Linked DNA regions of Homo sapiens: region 2 is linked to region 1. The links are chromatin loops, found by intact Hi-C in ENCODE. Cell type or tissue: heart right ventricle. All regions are shown on one strand. Links, peaks and the distances in the headings refer to the core of each region. The heading gives the core; the rest is flanking DNA.

What was found. Peaks named below come from ENCODE experiments on the same cell type or tissue, not always from the same donor. Only the 100,000 strongest peaks of a DNase experiment are listed, where the experiment ranks them.
Region 2: a loop joins it to region 1, with 1.9 times the contacts of the local background. A loop is called at or near these places in 5 of 110 quality-filtered maps.

What each region holds. Positions count from the first base shown.
Region 1 is chr5:146,158,260-146,170,601 of GRCh38, reverse strand. LARS1 (leucyl-tRNA synthetase 1) reads left to right here. Exons shown (of 32, transcript NM_020117.11): 5 at 2,337-2,474; 6 at 6,131-6,292; 7 at 10,116-10,228; 8 at 11,132-11,195. Among named protein-coding and RNA genes, the nearest start is that of LARS1, 18 kb to the left of the region's middle. RefSeq lists an enhancer at 813-982. In heart right ventricle, for the core only: no CTCF peak of the experiment used is centred there; no DNase peak of the experiment used is centred there.
Region 2 is chr5:146,226,611-146,238,952 of GRCh38, reverse strand. It overlaps RBM27-POU4F3 (RBM27-POU4F3 readthrough), which reads right to left. Exons shown (of 20, transcript NM_001414499.1): 4 at 9,916-10,007; 5 at 9,043-9,236; 6 at 8,036-8,296; 7 at 5,210-5,503; 8 at 1,521-1,655. It overlaps RBM27 (RNA binding motif protein 27), which reads right to left. Exons shown (of 21, transcript NM_018989.2): 4 at 9,916-10,007; 5 at 9,043-9,236; 6 at 8,036-8,296; 7 at 5,210-5,503; 8 at 1,521-1,655. Among named protein-coding and RNA genes, the nearest start is that of RBM27-POU4F3, 29 kb to the right of the region's middle. RefSeq lists an enhancer at 10,137-10,306. In heart right ventricle, for the core only: no CTCF peak of the experiment used is centred there; a DNase peak (open chromatin) is centred at 5,316; H3K27ac peaks cover 594 bases.

The sequences.
Region 1 (12,342 bases), core at 2,464-10,463:
TATCAGAGTCCTGTTATCCCCTCCAAGAAATTCAACATTGATGTTATATTATCGTCTTCATCTAATCTGTAGTCAAATTTCTGTAGACTCAAAATGTCCTTTCCATCTGTTTTTCCCCCCTTTTTTTTTTTTGAGACGGAATCTTGCTCTGTCACTCAGTCTGGAGTGCAGTGGTGAGATCTTGGCTTGCTGCAACATCTGCCTCCCAAGTTCAAGTGATTCTCTTGCCTCAGCCTCCTGAATATCTGGGATTACAGGTGCCTGCTACCATGCCTGGCTAATGTTTTTTGTATTTTTAGTGTAAACAGGGTTTCACCATGTTGGGCAGGCTGGTCTCGAACTCCTGACCTTAGGTGATCCGCCTGCCTTGGCTTCCCACAGTGCTGAGATTACAGGCTTGACCCACTATGCCCTGCTGTTTTTCACTTTTTATTTTGTGGAGCACACATTGCATGTAATTATCCATTCTTTTCACTGTCTTTTAGTTGTTTGTCGTGATATTGATGTTTTTGAAGTCTAAGCTAGTTATTTTGTAGAATGTCCTATGATATGAGTTTTCTGATTGTTTTTTCATGATTAGGGTTGGGCTAAATATTTTGACAAGAATACTTCATTGTTGAGGTATTAACTTACCATTGTATCACCTCAAAAGCATATAAAATGGTAATTTGTCCCATTTAGTGAAATTAAGTTAATCCTGCCAGGTTTCCTCATTCTAAAGGTGACTTTTCCTCCTATAAAATTAAAAAGTAAGGCCAGACACGGTGGCTCACGCCTGTAATCCCAGCACTTTGGGAGGCCGAGGCAGGAGGATCACATGAGGTCAGGAGTTCAAAACCAGCCTGGCCAACGTGGTGAAACCCCATCTCTACTAAAAATACAAAAATTAGCCGGGCGTGGTGGCAGGTGCCTGTAATTCCAGCTACTTCGGAGGCTATGTCAGGAGAATCGCTTGAACCCGGGAAGTAGAGGTTGCAGTGAGCCGAAACTGCGCCATTGCACTCCAGCCTGGGCAACAAGAGTAAAATTCCATCTCAAAAAAAAAAAAGAAAGAAATTAAAAAGTAATCTATAGGATAACACTTTGAGAGCCTCTGAATGTCCTGTTACTCAATAACCCTGGTTTTATCATCCTTTAATCATCCTTGCCTGTTTTTATTATTCTATTAGTGGTTGAAATTCTTCTGAATAGAAGAGCCTTTTCCATTTAAAAAATTTTTACTTCTGTATTTCTTATTTTTCTCATAACTTTAACAGTGTTTACTTGGTGTCATCTTTGTTTTTGACAGTGGACTCATTGTGGTATAATTGATAAGAGCTAGAGTGGAAAGTCCAAGGTTAAGTCTGTAACTTTGCTAGCTGTATGACCTTGGGTAAATCACTTCATCTCTGTTTGTTTTCTGACTTAAAGCCTATCCTATCTACTTGGTAGGCTTGTGATGATAACTAATAGAGTATATGTGACAGTAATCTATCTTTCTTTCTTTCTTTCTTTCTTGCTGGTGGGATTTTATTTTTGTTTTTATTTATTTTTTATTATTATACTTTAAGTTCTGGGGTACATGTGCACAATGTGCAGCTTTGTTACATGTGTATACATGTGCCATATTGGTGTGCTGCACCCATTAACTCGTCATTTACATTAGGTATATCTCCTAATGCTATCCCTCCCCCCTCCTGACAGTAATCTTTAAATTGAGAAACAATGTTATTAATGTTATCCAAAATGATAACACATTATGTTTCCTACATCTTTATATATCTAATATATATGGTATATAGTATACTATATTGAATATTCTGGGTGTTGAATAAATGTTTTTGAGTAAATTAGGTAAAATACTACTTTATAAATTAGTGAATTTTGAGGTACATGATTTATACCTTTTTTTAATTTAATTTTATTTTTTTGAGACATGGGACTCATTCTTGCTTTGTTGCCCAGGCTAGAGTGCAGTGATGTGATCTCGGCTCACTGCACCCTCTGCCTCTTGGTTTTAAGTGATCCTGTCACCTCAACCTCCCAAGTAGCTGGGATTACAGGCGTGTGCTACCACACCCAGCTAATTTTTATATTTAGTAGAGACATCATGTTGGCCAGGCTGGTCTCGAACTCCTGACAAGTGATCTGCCTGCCTCAGCCTCCCAAGGTGCTGGGATTATAGGCGTGAGCCACTGCTCCCAGCCTCCGTTTCAGTTTTCTGTAGTGGAGCCACATAGGTATCAATATATTGCAAAAAATTTCAGAGTCAATTTTAGTTGGCAATAAAAACAGTAAAAAACTGAAATTGTGTCTACCTTGATTTTGAACTTCATTATCTCTAATATTCGTTGTAGGCATGTGCTGATAAGTTGAAAAGAGAAATAGAGCTGTATGGTTGCCCCCCTGATTTTCCAGATGAAGAAGAGGAAGAGGAAGAAACCAGTGTTAAAACAGAAGATATAATAATTAAGGATAAAGCTAAAGGAAAAAAGGTTTGATAGTGGTTGATATTTATGTTGGTTGAAGTTTTATATTTTTCTGATTTATATGTGCATTCCCAGTACTAGCACAGTGCCCAACACATAAAATGTACTAGATCATTTTTTTAAAGTATCAAAGCAAAAAATTATCTTTCTGGCCAGGCGCGGTGGCTCAAGCCTGTAATCCCAGCACTTTGGGAGGCCGAGGCAGGCAGATCATGAGGTCAGGAGATCGAGACCATCCTGGCTAACATGGTGAAACCCCGTCTCTACTAAAAATACAAAAATTAGCCGGGCGTAAGCCGGTCGTAGGCCGGGCGCGGTGGCTCACGCCTGTAATCCCAGCACTTGGGGAGGCCGAGGCGGGCGGATCATGAGGTCAGGAGATCGAGACCATCCTGGCTAACATGGTGAAACCCCGTCTCTACTAAAAATACAAAAAAATTAGCCGGGCGTGGTGGCTCACGCCTGTAATCCCAGCACTTGGGGAGGCCAAGGCGGGCGGATCACGAGGTCAGGAGATCGAGACCATCCTGGCAAACATGGTGAAACCCCATCTCTACAAAAAATTAGCCGGGCGTGGTGGTGGGCGCCTGTATTCCCAGCTACTCGGGAGGCTGAGGCATCAGAATGGCGTGAACCCTGGAGGTGGAGCTTGCAGTGAGCCCAGATCACGCCACTGCACTCCAGCCTGGGCAACAGAGCGAGACTCTGTCTCAAAAAAAAAAAAAAATTATCTTTCTGACTTTCCTATTTCCTTTTTCCTCTTTTTTGAAGTAATTTTAGATTTACAGAAGAACTGCAAGATAGTATATAGATGTTAAATCTTATATAACTATGATACTATTTTTCAAATTAAGGAATTAACATTAGTACAGTAGTGTTTACTAAACTACAGACTTTTTGGATTTTACCAGTTTTTTCACTAATGTCCTTTTCTCTTCCAATGTCCAATCCAGGATCCCACATTGCAGTTAGTTGTCATGTGTCCTTACTATGTTTCCTTAATCTTTTCTGTCTTTCGTTTTCTTCTATGACCTTTATACTTTTAACGAATACGGGTCAGATAATTATAGATAATGCCTCAGTTTGAGTTTGTTTGATGCTTTCTCATCGTTAGATTGAGGTTATTGATTTGGAGGAAGACTATTAGGTAATTTGTCGTTCTCAAGCGTTAGGGAGTATATGATACTGATATGTCTTATTATTGGTGATGTTAACATTGATCATTTGGTTAAGATGGCGTCTGCCAGGTTTTTCTCCTGTAAAGATTTCATTTTTTTTTAAATAATTAATATATATTTTGGGAGAGATCTTTTGAGGCCATGGAAATAATACTGTGTTTCTTTTTAAATATTTGCTCATTAATTTTAGCATTCATCAGTGGATCTTGCCTACAACAATTATTACTCTAGTCTTCTAATCATGATTTTCCATTTTCCTCTTTCTTTTTACATTTATTATCTATAATTCCTCTGAAAAGAAGAGCTGTCCTTTCTCCCCCACTTACTTAATCTGTCCTTTCTATGTCATATGGATTCATGGATATTCACTTTATTCTTCAGGTTATAAGCCAATACCATTGAGCTTTTTGTTTTTTAAGAGATGGAGTCTCACTATGTTGCTGGTCTTCAGCTCTGGGGCTCAAGCTGTCTTCTCACCTCAGTCTCCTGAGTAGCTGGAACTATAGGCTTATACCTCTGTGCCTGGCTATTGGGTTGTTTTTGAGTGTGTGTGTGTGGTTGTTAACAACACCGTAATTTGTTGTCAAATTGTTCTTTTTTATTAGAATAAAGCTAGAATAAATAAATTGTTCTAGCTGTGGCCATTGGGAGTTTTTTTAGCTTGGCTCCTGTGTCCATTAGACATTCCCTCATCTTCCTTTGTTCAAAGCAATTGCTTTCTTTATGGTGTCACAAGCTGTTCCAGGCTTGTATTTTCCGTGATTCAACCAAGGAATCAACCACTTCTCCAAGGTTTCTTTTATTGAAGAATGGTGTTCAGAAACTATGGCCTGAATGCTGGGTGTGCTCATTGCCTGGGGGTATCACTGCTTCTAGGCACTCTCAGTGGACAGAGCAAGGAAATATATTTATGTCTGCTAAGCCATGCATACACATCTGTTTTTATTTCTTTATGTATTTGAATGTTTATTAAAAAACAAGTAAGTTCATATTGATACCCCTGGCTCCATTTTAGCACCATGGGTCTCATTCTAGCATTTTCCCTTGGCTTATTTGTGACTTCTTACTACAACAGTGAGAAACTTGGCTCTCATTACCTATAGTATATTTCTTTATTTGTTCCATCCTAGACTACTAGTAGTTTCAGAATTGCCAACCTATACCCCTGGGAGAAACAATTTTACTGACAAAAGTACAGTGTTTGTGTGTAATTCTTTTTGTCTTTAGAATCTAATCACACTGTTTTCCAAAACTGCCTAGATCAGCTCCTTTCTTCCCTCCCCCTTGAGTGTGGTTATATCATATATTTGTAATGCAGTTAGATAGATTTGTCACAGTCTGCATTCCTCAGGTTCCTTCAGCATCGTGGTTGAATTTTTTAAAAATTTACATACCATAAAATTTACTTTTTTTTTTGTTTTTTTCAAGACATAGTCTTGCTCTGTCACCCAGGCTGGAGTACAGTGGTGGAGTCTTGGCTCACTGCAACCTCTGCCTCCTGGGTTCAAGCAATTCTCATGTTTTAGTCTCCCAAATAGCTGGGATTACAGGTGTGTGCCACCACGCCCAGCTAATTTTTGTATTATTGTTATTATTTTTATTATTGTTGTTGTTGTTGTTTGAGATGGAGTCTCTCTCTGTCACCTGGGCTTTGAAGTACAGTGGCACAGTCTCGGCTCACTGCAACCTCCGCCTCCCGGTTCAAGTGATTCTCCTGCCTCAGCCTCCAGGGTAGCTGGGATTACGGGCGCTTGCCACCATGCCCGGCTAATTTTCGTATTTTTAGTAGAGATGGGGTTTCACCACATTGGCCAGGCTGGTCTCGAAGTCCTGACCTCGTGATCTGCCTGCCTCGGCCTCCCAAAGTGCTGATATTACAGGTGTGAGCTACTGTGCCAGGCCCAAAATTTCCTCTTTGTGGTGTATAATTCTGTGAGTTTGAAAATGCCTGGAGTCATGTTTCTACCAGCACAGTATCATATAGAGCAATTCTGTCATCCTCAAAATTTTCTTATGCTGCCTCATTATAGTGTTACAGTTTAACCAAATTTCCTACCTTCAACTTCTGGCATTTGGTTGTCTCTTGGATATTCATAATTTTTGGAAAAGGAGGAAAGTCTTATGAGTAGCCTCTTTATAGGTAAATAAGGTAAATGTGGTATTAGGATAAAAGAAACAGAAGGTTTGGTATTGAGATCTTATCTTCATAATGGGTAGTTCTTTATGTTGCCATCCATTTAGTTATTATTGGTGCCAGTGTCTTGGCGGATATCTTGGCTATACAGTTTGACAGACTAAATTAGTACTATTTAGTACAGACTAGTACTTTTAGTACAGACTAATAGTACAACTAATTCCTGCAGTGTTCTGATGTATCAGCATTATTTTAGAATGTAAAAAAATTACATTCATTAATATCTTGGGTCATTTTCCTGGAGTGTTGGTTATTCTTTGATCGAGTTTATTTTTCTCCATTATTTTCAGAGTAAAGCTGCTGCTAAAGCTGGATCTTCTAAATACCAGTGGGGCATTATGAAATCCCTTGGCCTGTCTGATGAAGAGATAGTAAAATTTTCTGAAGCAGAACATTGGCTTGATTATTTCCCGCCACTGGCTATTCAGGATTTAAAAAGAATGGGTTTGAAGGTATGTCTATAAAGGAAATATGAGGAAAGCATTTACAAGTATGTGCTTTTTTATTGTGCTTTGCTTTATTGTGCTTTCCAGACATGGATTTTTTTTACAATTGAAGATTTGTGGCAACCCTGCGTTGAGCAAGTCTAGTGGCACCATTTTTCCAACAGCATTTGCTTACTTCATGTCACATTTTGGCAATTATTTTAATATTTCAAACTTTATTATTATCTGTTATGGTGATCTATATTCAGTGATCTTTGATGTTATTATTCTAATTGTTTTGGGTTGCCACACACTGTACCCATATAAGGTGGCAAACTTAATTGGTAAATGTTTGTGTTCTGACTGCTCCACTGACTGGCTTGTTTCCCTCTTTCTCTCCTTGGTTTTCCCTGTTTTCTAATAAACAACAATCTTGAAGCCAGTTATTAACCTTATAATGGCCTCTAAGTGTTCATGTGAAAGGGAGAGTCACATGTCTCTCATCATTTTAAGTAAAAAGCTAGAAATGATTAAGCTTAGTGAGGAAGGCATGTTGAAAGGCAAGATAGGCTAAATGCTAGGCCTGTTGTGCCAAACAGTCAGCCAAGTTATGAATGCAAAGAAAAGTTCTTTTTTTTTGTTTGTTTTTTTGAGATGGAGTCTCGCTCTGTCACCCAGGCTGGAGTGCAGTGGTGTGATCTCGGCTCACGGCAACCTCCGCCTCCCGGGTTCAAGCTATTCTTCTGCCTCAGCCTCCCGAGTAGCTGGGATTACAGGCGTCTGCCAACACGCCTGGCTAATTTTTGTATTTTTAGTAGAGACGAGGTTTCACTATGTTGGCCAGGCTGTTCTTGAACTCCTGACCTCAGGTGATCTGCCCATCTCAGCCTCCCAAAGTGCTGGGATTATAGGCATAAGCCACTGAACCTGGCCCAAAGAAAAGTTCTTGAAGGAGATGAAAGGTGCTTCTCCAGTAAACACATGAATGATAAGAAAATGAAGTGACCTTATTGCAGATATGGAGAAAGTTTGGTCCATATAGAAGATCAAACCAGCCACAACATTTCCTTCAGCCAAACCCTAATCCAGAGGAAGTCCCTAACTCTTCAATTCTGTAAAGGCTGGGGGAGGTGAGGAAGATGCAGAAGAGAAGTTGGAGGCTAGCAGAGGTTAGTTCTTAAGGTTTAAGGAAAGAAGCCATTTCCATAATAGAAAAGTGCAAGTTGTAGCCTGGGTGTGGTGGCTCATGCCTGCAATCCCAGCATTTTGGGAGGCCAAGGTGGGTGGATCACCTGAGGCCAGGAGTTCGAGACCAGCCTGGCCACCTGGGGAAACCCTGTCTCTATTAAAAATACAAAAATTAGCTGGGTATGGTGGCGGGCTCCTATAATCCCAGCTACTTGGGAAGCTGAAGGAGGAGAATTGCTTGAACCCAGGAGGTTGCAGTGAGCTGAGGCTGCGCCATTGCAACCCAGCCTGGGCAACAAGAGCGAGACTCTGCTGCAAGGTGAAGCAGCAAATGCTGATGTAGAAGCTGCAGCAAGTTATTTAGGGGATCTAGCTAAGATCATTGATGAAAGTGGCTACGCTAAACAACAGATTTTCTATGTAGACAAAACAGCTTTCCTCTAGTGATTAAGATGCTGTAAGACTTCCATAGCTAGAGAGAAGTCAGTGTCTGGCTTAAACGATGGGCTGATTCTTGTTAGAGGCTAATGTGTCTACTGACTTTAAGTTGAAACTAGTGCTCATTTACCATTTGGAAAATTTTAAGGCCTTTAAGAATGGTGCCAAATCTACTCTATGCTCTGTAAATGGAAAAATAAAGCCTGGGTGACAGCACATCTGTTTAAAGCATGGTTTGGTGAATGTTTTAAGCCCACTCTTGAGACCTACTGCTCAGGAAAAAAAAAAATTTCTTTCAAAATATTACTGTTCATTGACAATGCACCCAATCACTCAAAAGCTCTGATGGAGATATACAAGGAGATGAATGTTTTTATGCCTGCAAACACAACATTCATTCTGCAGTCCATGAATCAAGGAGTCATTTGACTTGTAGGTCTTCTTATTTAAGAGATACATTTTATAAGGCTATAACAGTCATAGATGGTAATTCCTCTGATGGATCTGGGCAAAGTAAATAGAAAACCTTCTGGAAAGGATTCATTGTTCTAGATGCCATTAAGAACATTCATGATTCATGGGAAGAGGTCAAAATATCAACATTAACAGGAGTTTGGAAGAAGCTGATTTTAACTCTTATGGATGACGTTGAAAGGTTCAAGACTTCAGGGGAGGAGGTTACTGCAGATGTGGTAGAAATTGCAAGAGAACTAGAATTACAAGTGGAGCTTGAAGATAAGCCTGAATTGCTATAATCTCATGAGAAAACTTGAATGGATGAGGATTCGCTTCTTACGGATGAGCAAAAAAAGTAGTTTCTTGAGATGGAGTCTACTTCTGGTAAAGGTGCAGTGAACATTGTTGAAATGACAAAGATTTTGAATATCACATAAACTTTAGTTGATAAAGCAGTAGCAGGTTTTGAGAGGATTCACTCCAAATTTTTTTTTTTTTTTTGAGATGGAGTTTTGCTCTTGTTGCCCAGGCTGGAGTGCAATGGCATGATATCGACTCACTGCAACCTCCGCCTCCCGGGTTCAAGTGATTCTCCTGCCTCAGCCTCCCTAGTAGCTGGGATTACAGGCATGCGCCACTACACCTGGCTAATTTTGTATTTTGTATTTTTTGTTTGTTTGTTTGTTTTAGTAGAGACGGGGTTTCTCCATGTTGGTTAGGCTGGTCTCGAACTCCCGACCTCAAGTGATCCGCCTGCCTTGGCCTCCCAAAGTGCTGGAATTACAGGCATGAGCCACCATGCCCGGCCCACTCCCAGTTTTGAAAGTTCTATTATGAGTAAAATGCTATCAGACAGCATCGCATGCTACAGAGAAATCTTTGTGAAAGGAAGAGTCAATGGATGTGGCAAACTTCATTGTTGTCTTAGTTTAAGAAATTGCCATAGCCATCACAACCTTCAGTAGCCACTTCTCTCATCAGTCAGCAGCCGTCATCGAGGCAAGACTCTCCACCAGCACAAAGATTACAACTCAACTGAAGGCTCAGATGATTATTAGCATTTTATAGCAATGATGTATTTTAAAATTAAGGTATATACATTGTCTTTTTAAATATAACTTTATTGCACACTTAACATAATTCAATATAGTATAAACATAACTTATATATGCCTTGGGAAATCAAAAAATTTGTGTGACTTGTTTTGTTGTGGTGGTTTAGAACCAAACCCACAATATCTCCCAGATATGTCTGTATATTTGTGTGATTATATGAGATTTGGACCAATTCCTAATTTTAGAATAATATATTTCCCCTGTATGCCACTAAAGAATTAGTACTGTTATTGTTAGACTAGAACCTAACATTGCCTATGGGTCTCATAACAATGAATACTTCACTATTTGTTGAATTAGAATGTATATTGACATATTAACAATTAGTAGAAAGGAGCTTTATTCAAAGAATATGAAGAAGCCCAAGTTTAACTTGAATATTTAGGAATACATAAAGGTAGGATTAAATGTTTCTTCTTAATTTATTATAGCTTCTATATGTTTGTTAATATGTATATGTATATGCTTAAAAATATACTTTAAGTAAATTAAAGTAATTGTGATATACTTTTAATAGTGGAACTTGGAAAATTATTTTTAATAGTTGATCTGATTCTAAGTTAGAAGAGTAAATAATTGATTCATAGGAATTCTTATTTAAACAAAATTTGTGTATTTCTCAGTAATTGCCTTTTAAAATTTTCCTTTTATAGGTAGACTGGCGTCGTTCCTTCATCACCACTGATGTTAATCCTTACTATGATTCATTTGTCAGATGGCAATTTTTAACATTAAGAGAAAGAAACAAAATTAAATTTGGGAAGCGGTAAGTTTGTTATACTTGAGCATAATAAAGCAAAAATCAGTTGGGCACAGAGGCTCACGCCTGTAATCCCAGTGCTTTGGGAAACTGAGGTGAGGGGATTGCTTGAGGCCAGGAGTTTGAGACCAGCCTGGGCAACATAGCGAGACCACATCTCTTTATATAAAAAAAAAAATTAGCCAGGCATGGTGGCATGCACCTGTAGTCCTAGCTACTTGAGAGGATGGGGCAGGAGGATTGCTTACATGAATAAATAAATACCTTGTAGCCTACCTTTTCCCATTACCTTTCAGGTTTTAAAATATGTTGTTTCTATTCTTTTGTATCCTTTGTTTTCCTTTTTTCCTTACCAGTGTCTTAATTTCTCTGAGCTGCTTAGTGTTTATGACAGATATAACCAGGGAGAATGGGAGGGTGGGCTTTTATTATCTTACTAAAGATTATGTTCAGTATTCCCTGCCAAGCAGAAAAAGTAATCATTTGATTTGTGTTTTATTTTATACTTTGTTCTACAAATTAAGATTCTTCCTTGATTATGTAGATTAATCAAGGAAGATAACTTAAGAAATGAAAATAAGTTATCTTCCTTGATTAATCTACATAATCAACTTCCTGATAGTTTCATTTGTTAAGTCAATTTATGTTTTATAATCTTTTGTTCAATACCACAAAGCCAAGATCAGTGTGTATTTTTCAGTGGTATTACCTTTGACGAAGATAGAAAGCTTTCATTAAATAAGTAGGTTGACAGTGGAACTACCATAAGAGTACACATAATAGACACAGATATCTACTCAGAAATTCTAGTTGCAAGACATGTAAGAAATTAGGTGCAACACAGGCAAATATGGTAGGATAAAACGTGAATATTATAATAATGTTTGTCACTTTTTGTTTATTTTTTAGGTATACAATTTACTCTCCGAAAGATGGACAGCCTTGCATGGATCATGATAGACAAACTGGAGAGGTGATTATTTGTGAGACAGAGTAGCTATTATAATAATCCTTAATAAGACTATAGAGTTTAAGAAATAGAAACCTAAAAATAACTTCTTTGTAGTGCTGAGGGATGTAGTCCTGATACTCTGGTGGATATGAAGAGGAGATAGAATATCAATACAGGTACCTGTATCTTGTGTAGTACCTAGCTATCCTAAGAGTCATGTGAGGACAGCTGCATCAGTTTGTTACAGGAAAGCACATTGTTTAGCCTCACCCCAAAATTGCTGAATCAAAAGTTCTGGGGGTGGGGCCCAGGAATATCTTTTTTTTTTTTTTCAGACGGAGTCTTGCTCTTTAGCCCAGACCGGACTGCAGTGGTGCTATCTCGGCTCACTGCAAGCTCTGCCTCCTGGGTTCACGCCATTCTCCTGCCTCAGCCTCCCGAGTAGCTGGGACTACAGGTGCCCACCACCACACCCAGCTAATTTTTTGTATTTTTAGTAGAGACGGGGTTTCACCGTGTTAGCCAGGATGGTCTCGATCTCCTGACCTCGTGATCTGCCCGCCTTGGCCTCCCAAAGTGCTGAGATTACAGGCGTGAGCCACCGTGCCCGGCCTCCAGGAATATCTTTTTACGAGCTCTCAATGTGATGTATATGCATGCTAATGTTGTGAAGCACCATCTGGAAAATAAACAGCTCTAAAAAGAAAGCATGGGGAGAGGTAATAAGATATGTGACCAAGATTTGATATACACAGATTCCAGTTATATTTGCTTTGATCATGTGCCTTCTTGCTTATTTCCAAAGTAATTCTAGCCATGCCTAGAAGTTCATTCTAATTCCTGTAGAACACATTATTAACATTATTCTCTGAAATACTTGAATAAATCAAGAGTAAGTGATTTGGCTAAATCCATGGCAAAGTAAAAATCAATGACAATGCCAGCATCTGAACTTATGATTCCCTATGATTGCATCATTTTTTATTACCATCTTTGAACATATTTTCAAAATCAGCCTTCAATTTTGATGTAACTTATCTAAGTGAGAGTTGATCAAAATTTTAAAAGATTTGAGAGACTTAAGACCCAGTAAAGTTTTAATATAGCCAATGGCAGCAATATCCTAGATTTCAGTAATCCTTTGTAGATTTTTCAAAGCATTTTTCAT
Region 2 (12,342 bases), core at 1,681-9,680, 69 kb before region 1:
AGATGTATTAATTTATTACTCAAAACAACCTTAATGAGGTAATATTATTCTCATTTTAAAGAAGAGGAAATTGAGCTACAGAGAGACTAAGCAACTTACTCAAGGTCACAAAGATAGTAAATGATAAAACCAGGATTTGAAACTGGGCTTAACGAGTTTGCTGAATTGCCTCTCCAAGACATCAAAGAGATACAGAAATGTTTAGGATGCAAAATAAACTTTATGATATACATAGTTACATAAAAGAGGAACATATCCATAAAGTTACCAGGCCTTGTAAAAAAAAAAAAAAAAATCTTCTAATTTGACATTTTTAACAACCAACTACCTTTTTAAAAAATGTTTTTGAAGGAAGTAATTTTTTAAAGCTTTAGTAAACAATAAAACACCTAAGAAACAAAAGAGAATTAGGATTCCAGAAAAATCATTTTGTTTTTTGTTTTCTGAGACGGAGTTTTGCTCTGTCACCCAGGCGGGAGTGCAGTGGCACGATCTCGGCTCACTGCAACCTCCGCCTCCCAGGTTCAAGTGATTCTCCTGCCTCAGCCTCCCGAGTTGCTGGGACTACAGGCATGCTCCACAACGCCCAGCTAATTTTGCATTTTTAGTAGAGACGGGTTTTCTCCATGTTGGTCAGGATGGTCTCGAACTCCCGACCTCAGATGATCTGCCCACCCAGGCCTCCCAAAGTGCTAGGATTACAGGCATGAGCCACCGCGCCTGGCCCAAGAAAAATGTATTATTACAATCAAATGTGAATGTCACAAACAGCCTAAATACAGAAAATTACAATTTAAATGATGCTCTACCTTTATTTCAGTATGCAAGTTAATTATTAGGCATAATTAACCCGCTCTTTTGTATACTTCTTAGGAGATACATCTTATGCTTTAGAAAATCAATCAGATAAACAATTTTTTTAAAAAGCTTCAAAATAAATTTCCTTTAGAAGAGACTTGACGTTAGGCTGGGCACAGTGGTTCACACCTATAATCCCAGCATTTTGGGAGGCCGAGGCAGGTAGATCACCTGAGGTCAGGAGTTCGAGACCAGCCTGGCCAACATGGTGAAACCCCGTCTCTACTAAAAATACAAAAATTAGCTGGGCATGGTGGCACACGCCTGCTGTCCCAGCTACTTGGGAGGCTGAGGCAAGAGAATCACTTGAACCTGGAAAGCAGAGGTTGCAGTGAGCTGAGATTGTGCCACTGCACTCCAGCCTGGGTGACAGAGCGAGACTCTGTCTCAAAAAAATAAAAAGGAGAGACTAAATGTTGCTACTCCATGGCAGAGTAAAATTCTCCAAAACAGAAAGCCTTGCCTTTCTCTCCCATATCACACAAAATTAAAATGTGGCTATATAGCAGAAACACACGATAAACTGTATTGTAAACACAAATACAATTTTTAGAATCCATAAGAACAGAAACTATTTACCATTTTTTAAAGGGTTATACTGATATGAGACAACTTGGCTTTTCTATACCCTGTCAATTTTAAGTCAAACAACATGTACTTACGTTCTGATACTGTGTAAAGGAGGTTCTGGGGTAAAGGAGGAGGTAGTCTTGTTCCCACTGATGCAAGATTGGGCACTGCACTTGTCCCAGGCTGGTCACGGCTGTTTATCAAGCTTGATTGTGTTATAGGTGGTCCTACATACAGACAACAAAAAGTGAAAAGTACAGCATTAATATTTCCTAATAAAAGTATCAGGCCAGGAGCAGTGGCTCACACCTGTAATCCAGAACTGTGGGAGGCCAAGACAGGCGGATCACCTGAGGTCAGGAGTTCGAGACCAGCCTGACCAACATGGAGAAACCTCGTCTCTACTAACAATACAAAAATGAGCAGGGCGTGGTGGCACATGCCTGTAATCCCAGCTACTCAGGAGGCTGAGGCAGGAGAATCGCTTGAACCTGGGACGCGGAGGTTGCGGTGAGCCGAGATCGCACCATTGCACTCCAGCCTGGGCAACAAAAGCAAAACTCTGTCTCGAAAAAAAAAAAAAAAAAAAAAAAAGGACCATCATAGGCCGGGCACGGTGGCTCATGCCTGTAATCTCAGCACTTTGGGAGGCCGAGGCAGATCACCTGAGGTCAAAAGTTCGAGATCAGCTTGGCCAACGTGGTGAAACCCCATCTCTACTAAAAGTACAAAAATAAGCTGGGTGTGGTGGCACACTCCTGTAATCCCAGCTATTTGGGAAGCTGAGGCAGAAGAATCACTTGAACATGGGAGGTGGAGGCTGCAGTGAGCCGAAATCACGCCACTGCACTCCAACCTGGGCAACAGAGAAAGACTTCATCTTAAAAAAAAGAAAAAAATACCATACTAGTACTAACTTGGATACTCACATTTAAAATACCTAATTTGGTTCTGAATAGAATTAAAGAATTTAATATATGCAAGCTTAAGCACTGGGAGTTGTATAATCAATTAAAAGAACATTACTTGTTCTAGAAGAGGCAAAACTAATCTAAGGTGAAAAAAGGCAGGACTGGTTGCCTCTATGGGTGAAGGTGGAGAACGGCTGAGAAGAGGCTTCAGGAAACTTTCTAGGGTGATGGTAAAGTTCTACAGAATTCAAGTTAATGATAAGCATGCTTAAGTGTACGATGTCTGCAACATACTGTGAAAAGCATCAAAAGTAAAAATGGAGAAACGGAAAGATATGTGCTAACATAAATACAGTAAAATGCTAATTGTAGAACCTAGATGGTAAGTATACAAGTACAAGTCCTTCAACTTTCCTATTTGTTACAAACTTTTCATAGCAAAATGTCGGGAGAAATGGTATTCTTGAATTTAACTTTTAAATAGATATGTTCCCACGCTGAGATAACGTTCTTTATTTTAGAATTTCCATATATAAAACGATGTTGCTTTATCTGGGAAATGAAATCTCAGCTTGAGCTTCACAATTATACTGTTTATGTGATTATATTAAATATTCACATATGGGCTGGGCACGGTGGCTCACGCCTGTAATCCCTGAACTTTGGGAACTGAGGCAAGCAAACTGCTTGAGCCCAGGAGTTCAAGACCAGCCTGGGCAACATGGCGAACCCTGTCTCTACAAAAAAGTCCAAAAAAATTTAGCCAGGCATGGTGGCACACGCCTGTAGTCCCAGCTACTCAGGAGACTGAGGTGGGAGGATCCCTTCAAGCCTGGGAGGCGGAGGTTGCAGTGAGTCGTGAGCCAAGATCTCCCCACTGCACTCCAGCCTAGGGCACAGAGTGAGATCTTGTCTCAAAAAGAAAATAAAAGAAAAAAAAAATCACAAATGCTAAGTTAAAAAAAAACAACAACATGTTTCTATAGGCCAAACATATGCATTAAATCCCTCCAAACATTTACCAACTTTAATAATAAAACATATTCTTTAATTTTTTTGAGACAAAGTCTTGCTCTGTCACCCAGGCTGCAGTGCAGTGAGGCCATCACAGCTCACTGCACCCTTGACCTCCTGGGTTCAAGCAATCCTCCCACACCAAGCTCCCAAGCAGTAGGGACTACATGCACCCCCCGACATGCCTGGCTAATTTTTGTATTTTTTGTAAAGGCAGGGTTTTGCCATGTTGCCCAGGCTGGTCTCAAACTCATGAGCTCAAGTGATCTGCCAGCCTCAGCCTCCCAAAGTGTTGGAATTACAGGCGTGCACCACTGTGCCGGGCCATGAAATGTATATTCTACAGAATACTTTATTACTGCAGGGAAGCTCAGGATCATGTGAAACCATTTTCACAATTTCCGTAATTATAATTCTATAACTGAGTCTGTAATTATTTCAAAATAAAATGTTAAAAAGAAATTCATTAAAACTACTGCTTAAACTGAACAGCAATATTTCTAAAAATAAAAATTTGCCATCTTTTATTTATTTATTTATTTATTTATTTATTTATTTATTTATTTTTGAGACAGGGTCTGGCTCTGTCACCCAGGCTAGAATGGAGTGGTGCAATCTTGGCTCACTGCAACCTGTCTCCCAGGCTCAAGCCATCCTCCCACCTCAGCATCCCAAGTAGCTGGAACTATGGGTACACACCACCATGCCTGGCTAATTTTTGTATTTTTTCTAGAGATGGGGTTTCGCCATCTTGCCCAGGCTGGTCTCGAACTCCAGAGTTCAAGTGATCCACCCACTTCGGCCTCCCAAAGTGCTGGGATTACAGATATGACCCACCATGCCCAGCCTAATTTGCCATCTTTTAATGTTAAAAGTCTTCAAGCAGATAACGTTTTATATTTTGGCATACATGAAAACAATTCATTCCATAATTTTTTCAATTACTTTTTAAAAATTTAGTCTTACTTCTATTTCTACTATATTGGCAACTGTTAATAATGCTTTTTAAATGACCATTTTAAAACATTTCTTACTCCTAATTTTGCTGGATGTGATAATGGCATATTGATTTTTTTTTTTAAATAACAAAAACAAAAAGTCCTTATCAGAAAGGAGATCCATACTGAAGTACATACTGGTGAAGTGACATGACATTTAGAATTTACTCCAGCAAAAAACCAACCAACCCAAAGAAAGTGTATGGGAGAGAAGGGAAAATATGAGACAAAACAGCTGAATATTGATCGTCATTGAGGCTGGATGATGGTACCTGCAACACACATACTATTCTACTTCTAAAAATGTCTGTAATAAAAAAAATTTTTTTAATATTATTTCAATATTCTTGAAGAGATTTTCCTTAAAGACTGGAAAATTTCATAAAACTCCTAACATGTTTTTTCTCTGACATCTTAAAAACTGGCTTTCCTGGCCAGGCATGGTGGCTTATGCCTGTAATCCTAGCACTTTGGGAGGCCAAGGCAGGAGAGGACTGCTTGAGGCCAGGAGTTCAAGACCAACCTGGCCAACATAATGAGACCCTGTCTCTAAAGAAAAACTAAATAAAAATAGATAAATAAATAAATACTGGCTTTCTTAAGATGATAACTAGATTTGACTGCAGGTCAATATAGGTTAGGCCACTACACACAAAATTTACACTGTGGTAATACAAATAACATCATGCAATAACGGATGAAAAAAAGAAAAGAATAGCATCTTAATTATGGGAATATATTCCAAATTATATTATTACTCTATTTCTCAAACACTTTAAACGAGTGTCAAGTTAGCTAAAAGGGATGAGGTTCTTCTAAACAGAACGCTAGAGAAAAATTCAACAAATATATACTTACTTGGTATGGGAAGCACAACGGATGGTGGAGGCTGACCATGTCCTTGGGGAACAGGAAGTCTCATACTATGGCCAGGACCTGGACCTGGGCCCGGGCCTGGGCCTGGACCTGGGCCCGGGCCTGGGCCTGGACCTGGCATTGGAGGCATTAACATTCCAGGAGGTGGTGGAGGAGGAAGCCCAGGAGGAGGGGGTGGGAAAGGAATCATACTTGGCAGAGCAACTTCATCAACAACTAGGGGATCATTTCCATGATCAAACTGACAAAGGTCACCAAGTACACAAAATCCTCTTTCTGTGGAATAAAGAATAAAAAAAGAATCTTATTATCATCTACTTAGAGTTCAGAAAACAACAAAACATGTCCCTGAAAAACCCACCAATCTCATTTACAAAGTGGTTTTCTCCAAGGAATCCAAAGTCTCAGTGTTACTCTGTTAAGCATCACATATCCCCAAGGTAGAGGCAGATGTACTCTCTACTTTTTACACTATGATACTATGACTTGTTGAGAAAGCAAATAAAAGAGTCAAGAACAGGTTACCAACTACCATTATACTAAACCATTTGCAATTAAGCTTTCATAATAAAAACTCAGATATTTTAAACAAATATCAATTTAGCAAAGGCGTGGGGTAGGGGAGAATAAGGGCATTGACCTAGATTATTTACTCTCAATCTATTCTCATTACATTATTCTAAAGCAACCATTATTGCTATATCTGGAAGTTGAAACTTTCAAATATTCACGTGAACATTATGTACCAGGTTATCACTTGTAGCACTGTACATAGTAGAAAAATAATAGAAACATCCCAAACATACATCAATAAGGAATAAGTTAAACACGTTTGTACATAAAGAATACTAAGAAGCAGGGCTGGGCGCAGTCGCTCACGCCTGTAATATCAGCACTTTGGGAGGCCAAGGCAGACAGATCACGAGGTCAAGAAACTGAGACCATCCTGACCAACATGGTGAAACCCCGTCTCTACTAAAAATACAAAAATTAGCTGGGCGTGGTGGCACGCGCTTGTAGTCCCAGCTACTCAGGAGGCTGAAGCAGGAGAATCACTTGAACCCAGGAGGCAGAGGTTGCAGTGAGCTGAGATCATGGCACTGCACTCCTGCCTGGTGACAGAGCGAGACTCCATCTCAAAAAAAAAAGAGAAAAAAAAGAATACTAAGAAGCCTAAATAAATACTGAGAAAGCTCTCTATGTTTTAACATAGGATGAACGCCAGGAAATACTGCTAACTGAAAAAACATTATGCAGAAGTATGAGTAGCATACTAGTATTTATGTTAAAAATGTGGGGAAAATATGTGTATTTACTTATGTACATACGCACAGATTATGTTTGGAAAGATAAACAACAAATTGATAACATTACGTTGGCCTTGGCAAGGAGTATTCTATGGCTGAGAGATTAGGGCGAGAATGAGGTAATTCTTGAATTATAATTTGACTCTATTCCCTACTTTAAAATAAGTAAAATGTAAAAACGTATGCATTCTGTATTTATAGAAAAAAATTATGATGTCTGTGACTTGCTTGAAATAATACAGGCCACAGAAGTGAGTGGGAGCATACATTAAAACAACATTCCCCATGGGTTGGTGCCTATTTAAATGATGTAACGGATACACTGGGGTTAAGCATATCATTTTGTCAGCTTTTATGAATATATAAATACTTCCATAATAAAAATTTAAAAGAAATACACACATACCGATTCATTCATTCAAATGGAAAGTCAGCAAATCAAACTTGTAAGTAACTTCTACAAATTCCCGGCAGCAAACACTACTCAAAAAAATGACAATTCCTGGCTGGGCATGGTGGCTCACACCTGTAATCCCAGCACTTTGGGAGGCTGAGGAAGGTGGATCACCTGAGGTCAGGAGTTCCAGACAAGCCTGACCAACATGGTGAAACCCCGTCTCTACTAATACAAAAATTAGCCGGGCATGGTGGCTCACGCCTATAATCCCAGCTACTTGGGAGGCTGAGGCAGGAAAATCGCTTCAACTTGGGAGTCAGAGGCTGCAGTGAGCCGAGATTGTGCCACTGCACACTAGCCTGGGGGACAGAGCAAGTCCGTCTCCAAAAATAAATAAATAAATAAATAAAATTCTTTTAAAAAATTACAATTACTAGTGTCTATGAAATTTTACAGTATACTATGGCATACAGTGTTTGAAATAACAGTGAAAACAAAAAAACAAAAAAAATCTAAAAAAGGGTAAAATTTAAATATTCTCTTAATGAGAGCCAAACCATTAAATCAAACAGAGATTCTCCTCCCCATTCATCCCTTTTAACAAAATTTGGACTATAGGCATGGTGCGGTGGCTCACACCTATAATCCCAGCACACTGGGAGGCCGAGGCAGGCAGATCACCTGAGGTCAGGAGTTCGAGACCAGCCAGACCAAAATGGTGAAACCCTGTCTCTACTAAAAACACAAAAGTTAGCCAGGCATGGTGGCACATGCCTGTGTGTGACTTGCTTGAAATAATACAGGCCATAGAAGTCAGTGGGAGTGTAGATTAAACAACATTCCCCATGAGTTGGTGCCTACCTGGGAGGCTACTTGGGAGGCTGAGGAAGGAGAATCGCTTGAACCCGGGAGATGGAGGTTGCAGCGAGCCAAGATCGAGCCACTGCACTCCATCCTGGGTGACAGAGCAAGACTCTGTCTCAAAATAAATAAAATAAGATAAAATAAAATAAACTGGACTATAACTAAAAGATATGCAATATATGCAACATTTGCTCTGCTAGTACTTTTGGGCACAATATGAGAAAAGGTGGTGATTTTTACCATCATAATCTCTGCATCGCCTCTTTGGTGGTAGGTTTCGACCAAAAGAATTGGAAGAGCTATGATTGTTATAGTAATTAGACCAACTCTCAGTTGTGTTTTCAGAGTGGTGAGCAGGTGCGATCACAGTAACAGTGCTGGGAATAGACTGTGCCCCAGAGGAATACTGCTCAGAAGAGTTTGGAGGTGGTGCAGACACAGGCACATAGGAACTCTCCAGGTCATTCCTTTCACTCTTAAACTTCGATCTTTCCCTGTGCTCTACTTGGAGACAAAATTAAAAACAGAAAACAAAGAGATCAGATATTTCATGTTCTTAAACTATATTTATTTTCTCACATAGAAAACATGAGAATGTTGAATTAAACTTATCTAGCTATCCATATTTCATACTCCTCTCTTTATTAATATATCCTAAAAGCAGGGACATCAACAAGTGACATATCTTGGGCAAGAACTTGTGCAAAATCATCTTTTATAGTATCAACATCAGTTACACTTAACTGAAAAAGAGTCAGCTTCTCCACAGATATTTAATAAGAAGGTTATCTAAGAACTGACTTCCAAACTTGTATCTCAGAAGATGAGTGGTTGGGATCCCAATAATCTACTTATTTTATCCATTTAATTTTATAAACTTCAAGCACCCTTACAGCAAATCAATTACTTTTAGAAAACCAAACAAAGAAGAAAAGCAGGCAACCCTCTTCCTCACGTGATAGCTTTATTGATTAAAGGATATTTGTATCCATTATACAAAATGAGTTAAGTCTAGACATGTACAATGATACACTTGAATAGCTCCTTTTTAATCAAACTCCCTTGACTCCATCCCCAGAATAGAGCCCTGTTTTCTAACAAAATGGATATTGAGCTTCTTGAGACAATTCCAGTTTTTACACTGCTCAGACATATTAAAGGTACAACTTTAAGAGAATTTCTTGCACCCCTGTGATAGAGACAGATAAATAACTACAGAGTTTTTAGGGGGACACTCATCTACTCACCAACATTCCTATTTGGATCCCGGTCTTTGCTGCGCCCCCTACTTCGGCTTCTACTGCGACTCAGGCCTCGACTCTTACTCCGACTCTTACTCCTGCCTCTTCTCCAGTCATACTTCTCACGGTACAATTCATTCCGCTCATAGTACCGGTCATAGTCTCTCCATTTCCCGTCTTCTCTTTTTTTCTCACGTGTCCTATAATATACAGATATAAAAGCCATATGCAGGCTATAGAAACCAAGTCTGCAAACAAATCTATAGTATAAATACTACTCTTGAGTCATCCAAATGCATATCTATGCTTTTTTAGAAAGTTGCAAATCTACCACATAATTCCTCTAATCAAATATATACAGAGAAAAAACATCCCTCCTGCAATTATACTGGGTGGGGAGAAATGAAAAAAAGAGGTGAATCCAAAGTATGGGGAGGGGTGGGCAGGGGAAAACAGAAAATTTGAAATAGAAAAGAAAAAAGGCTCAAAAAAAAGTGTTCCTAAACAAAGACCAATTTTTGATGTTAGGCTGATGATTCAATATACAAGTTGTACTACTTGTCATAAAAAAATGACTTGGATGATTTTAATACTAAGCACCCCTAACCAAATGGAACATTTCATTAATATTCTCTAAGGGGACTGCTCCCACCCCTGAGCTCTTGGGGAAAACACATAATAATGACTGTTTATAAAAGGAACAGAAAGTAAGACAAAAGACAAAAAACAGAAAGAATGAAAGGAAGAAAGGTAACATCTTTCTTTAATGAGTTTACAGAGAGAGGAGTAAGTATATATATTAAAAATCCCTTTAATGTCCTTGCAAGGCAACTAAAAAGTGAGTTATCAATGTCTTCCTAATTAAAGATAAACACAAACCTTCGTTCACTAGATTCTGAACGAGTCTTCTGGGGACTAGGATATTTCTTTTTTCTGCCATCTCGTTCTTCCTCTGCTGGCTCCTGAAATACCTATATGAAAATATTGAGTAGAAGTAAGAGCAGGGCCAGGCACGGTGGCTCACACCTGTAATCCCAACATTTTACGAGGTCCAGGTGGGAAGACTGCTTGAGGCCAGGATATTGAGACCAGCCTGGGAAACACAGGGAGACTCCATCTCTACTAAAAATAATAAATAAAATAAGTTAGCTGGGCATGGTGGGATGCACCTGTATGTAGTCCCAGCTACTCAGGAGGCCAATATGGGAGGACTGCTTGAACCCAGAAGTTTGAGGCTGCATTAAGCCATGATCACACCACTGCACCACAGGCTGGATGACAGAGTGAGACCTTTCTCAAAAACAAACAAAAAACAAAATAAGAATGGTCCCTCTCGGCCGGGCGCAGTGATTCACACCTATAATCCCAGCACTTTGGGTGGCCGGGGCGGGCAGATCACTTGAGGTCAGGAGTTTGAGACCAGCATGGCCAACATGGTGAAACCCTGTCTCGACTAAAAATACAAAAATTAGCCACGTGTGGTGGCACGTGCCTGTAGTCCCAGCTACTCGGGAGGCTGAGGCAGGAGAATCATTTGAACCCAGGAGGCAGAGGTTGCAGTGAGCCGAGATCACGCCACTGCGCTCCAGCCTGGGCAACACGAGACTTTGTCTCAAAAAAAAAAAAAAAAAAAAGAAAGAATGGTCCCTCTATAAATTATGAAACATGTCCATCTACCTGATAATATTTCTGGCGCAAGAGAGGGCACGAGTAAATACACTGAAAAAATAAAGTCAATTCATAGCCAAAAGAGTCAGGCAACAGCAGAAATAAAAAAGATGCTCAGATTACTTCAACAAGCAGTTTGTTAATTTTTTAATGTTAAAGTAGGGAATGGTAGTGTAGGAAAAGTATAAACAATTCATTCTTCAAATTAAAACAGCAAATCTCTTAAGTACCATAGAGTAAAACGGTTATGTTTTCCTCATTATGAAATATATATACATACATAATTCATTTGAGTAGCTCTTCAGATTTATTCCATAGGAAACGTTTTAGGAAAAAATGGTTAAATCAATGAATGCTATAAAACTAAGTAATTCATGTAAACTATGGAAAAATGGTATTGGAACTAATGGAAATGTTAAGGCTTTCTCTTAAAGCCTAACCGTCAAAATTGACCAGAAATACAAAGAGAACAGTAATTTTTATTTTTTTATTTTATTCTTTTGTTTTTTGGAGACCGAGTCTCACTCTGTCGCCCACGTTGGAGTGCAGTGGCGCTATCTCAGCTCACAGCAACCTCTGCCTCCTGGAGAACCAGTAATTTTTATTATTGTCTTTGAACAAGTTTATCTCAAACCGAATATATAGTCTTTACCAGAGAAAGGTGAAATAAAGTTATTTGCAAGAGTTAAACAAATACCTATCTAATGGAGAAGCTCACTGACAAATACACAAATCAGGAAGTGAGTGAATGGACTTAGGAGATAATAATTTAATAAAATTCAGGCAACATAAAACGGCAGCCACAATATGGCAACCATATGGCAGCAAAATCACTACACACTCACTAGACTACATTTAAAAAACATTCTCTATCCTAATTCACAGGAAATACAGAGGATGTATTATTCCACTGGGATGCAGACAGCAAAATCCAGACAGTAAAAAACTCTACAGGACAAATGATTGAATTTCTTCACAAAATAAAATTTAAGGAAAAAGATGAGGTAAAGAAAACAGGCAATGAAGGCAGTGTGCTTCATAAATCATGGCACATGTCTACCAAGTTGTTTTTCCAGAAGCAGGATGAGTTGGTGCCAATGATCCAAATTCTCTTACCCTGGTGATCAACAGTCTAATTAGAAAACCACTAATGGAACCCAATGTAGCCGAAGACCAAGGAAGAAAGTTAAAATGGGTAATCCCTAGATTTGCTTCTCTATACCCTGTTCAGAGCAACTAAGCACAGACCAGAAAAAGACAATTAGCCAAAGATGTGTGCCACCTCAGACTCCTTTCCTACTCTATTATCTAACAGAAATACTATAAACAATTATGTTTATGCACTACTAAATGAACTACAATTTATTTCAGTAATTACGATAAGTTATGTAATTTTCTAAAACTTAGAAAATGAGAAACGCCGGAAAGCTGTCAGTTGGGGGTAGCTCTACACAGAAACTGGCATTATCCATTTTTCACAATTCTCAAAATTGTATCTACAAAGATACAAACAAGATAGTATAACAGTTTTGTTTTTTTTTAAAACTGTTCTTTTAAAACTCAAGACAGGCTGGGTGCAGTGGCTCACACCTGTAATCCCAGCACTTTGCGAGGCCAAGGCAGGTGAATCACCTGAGG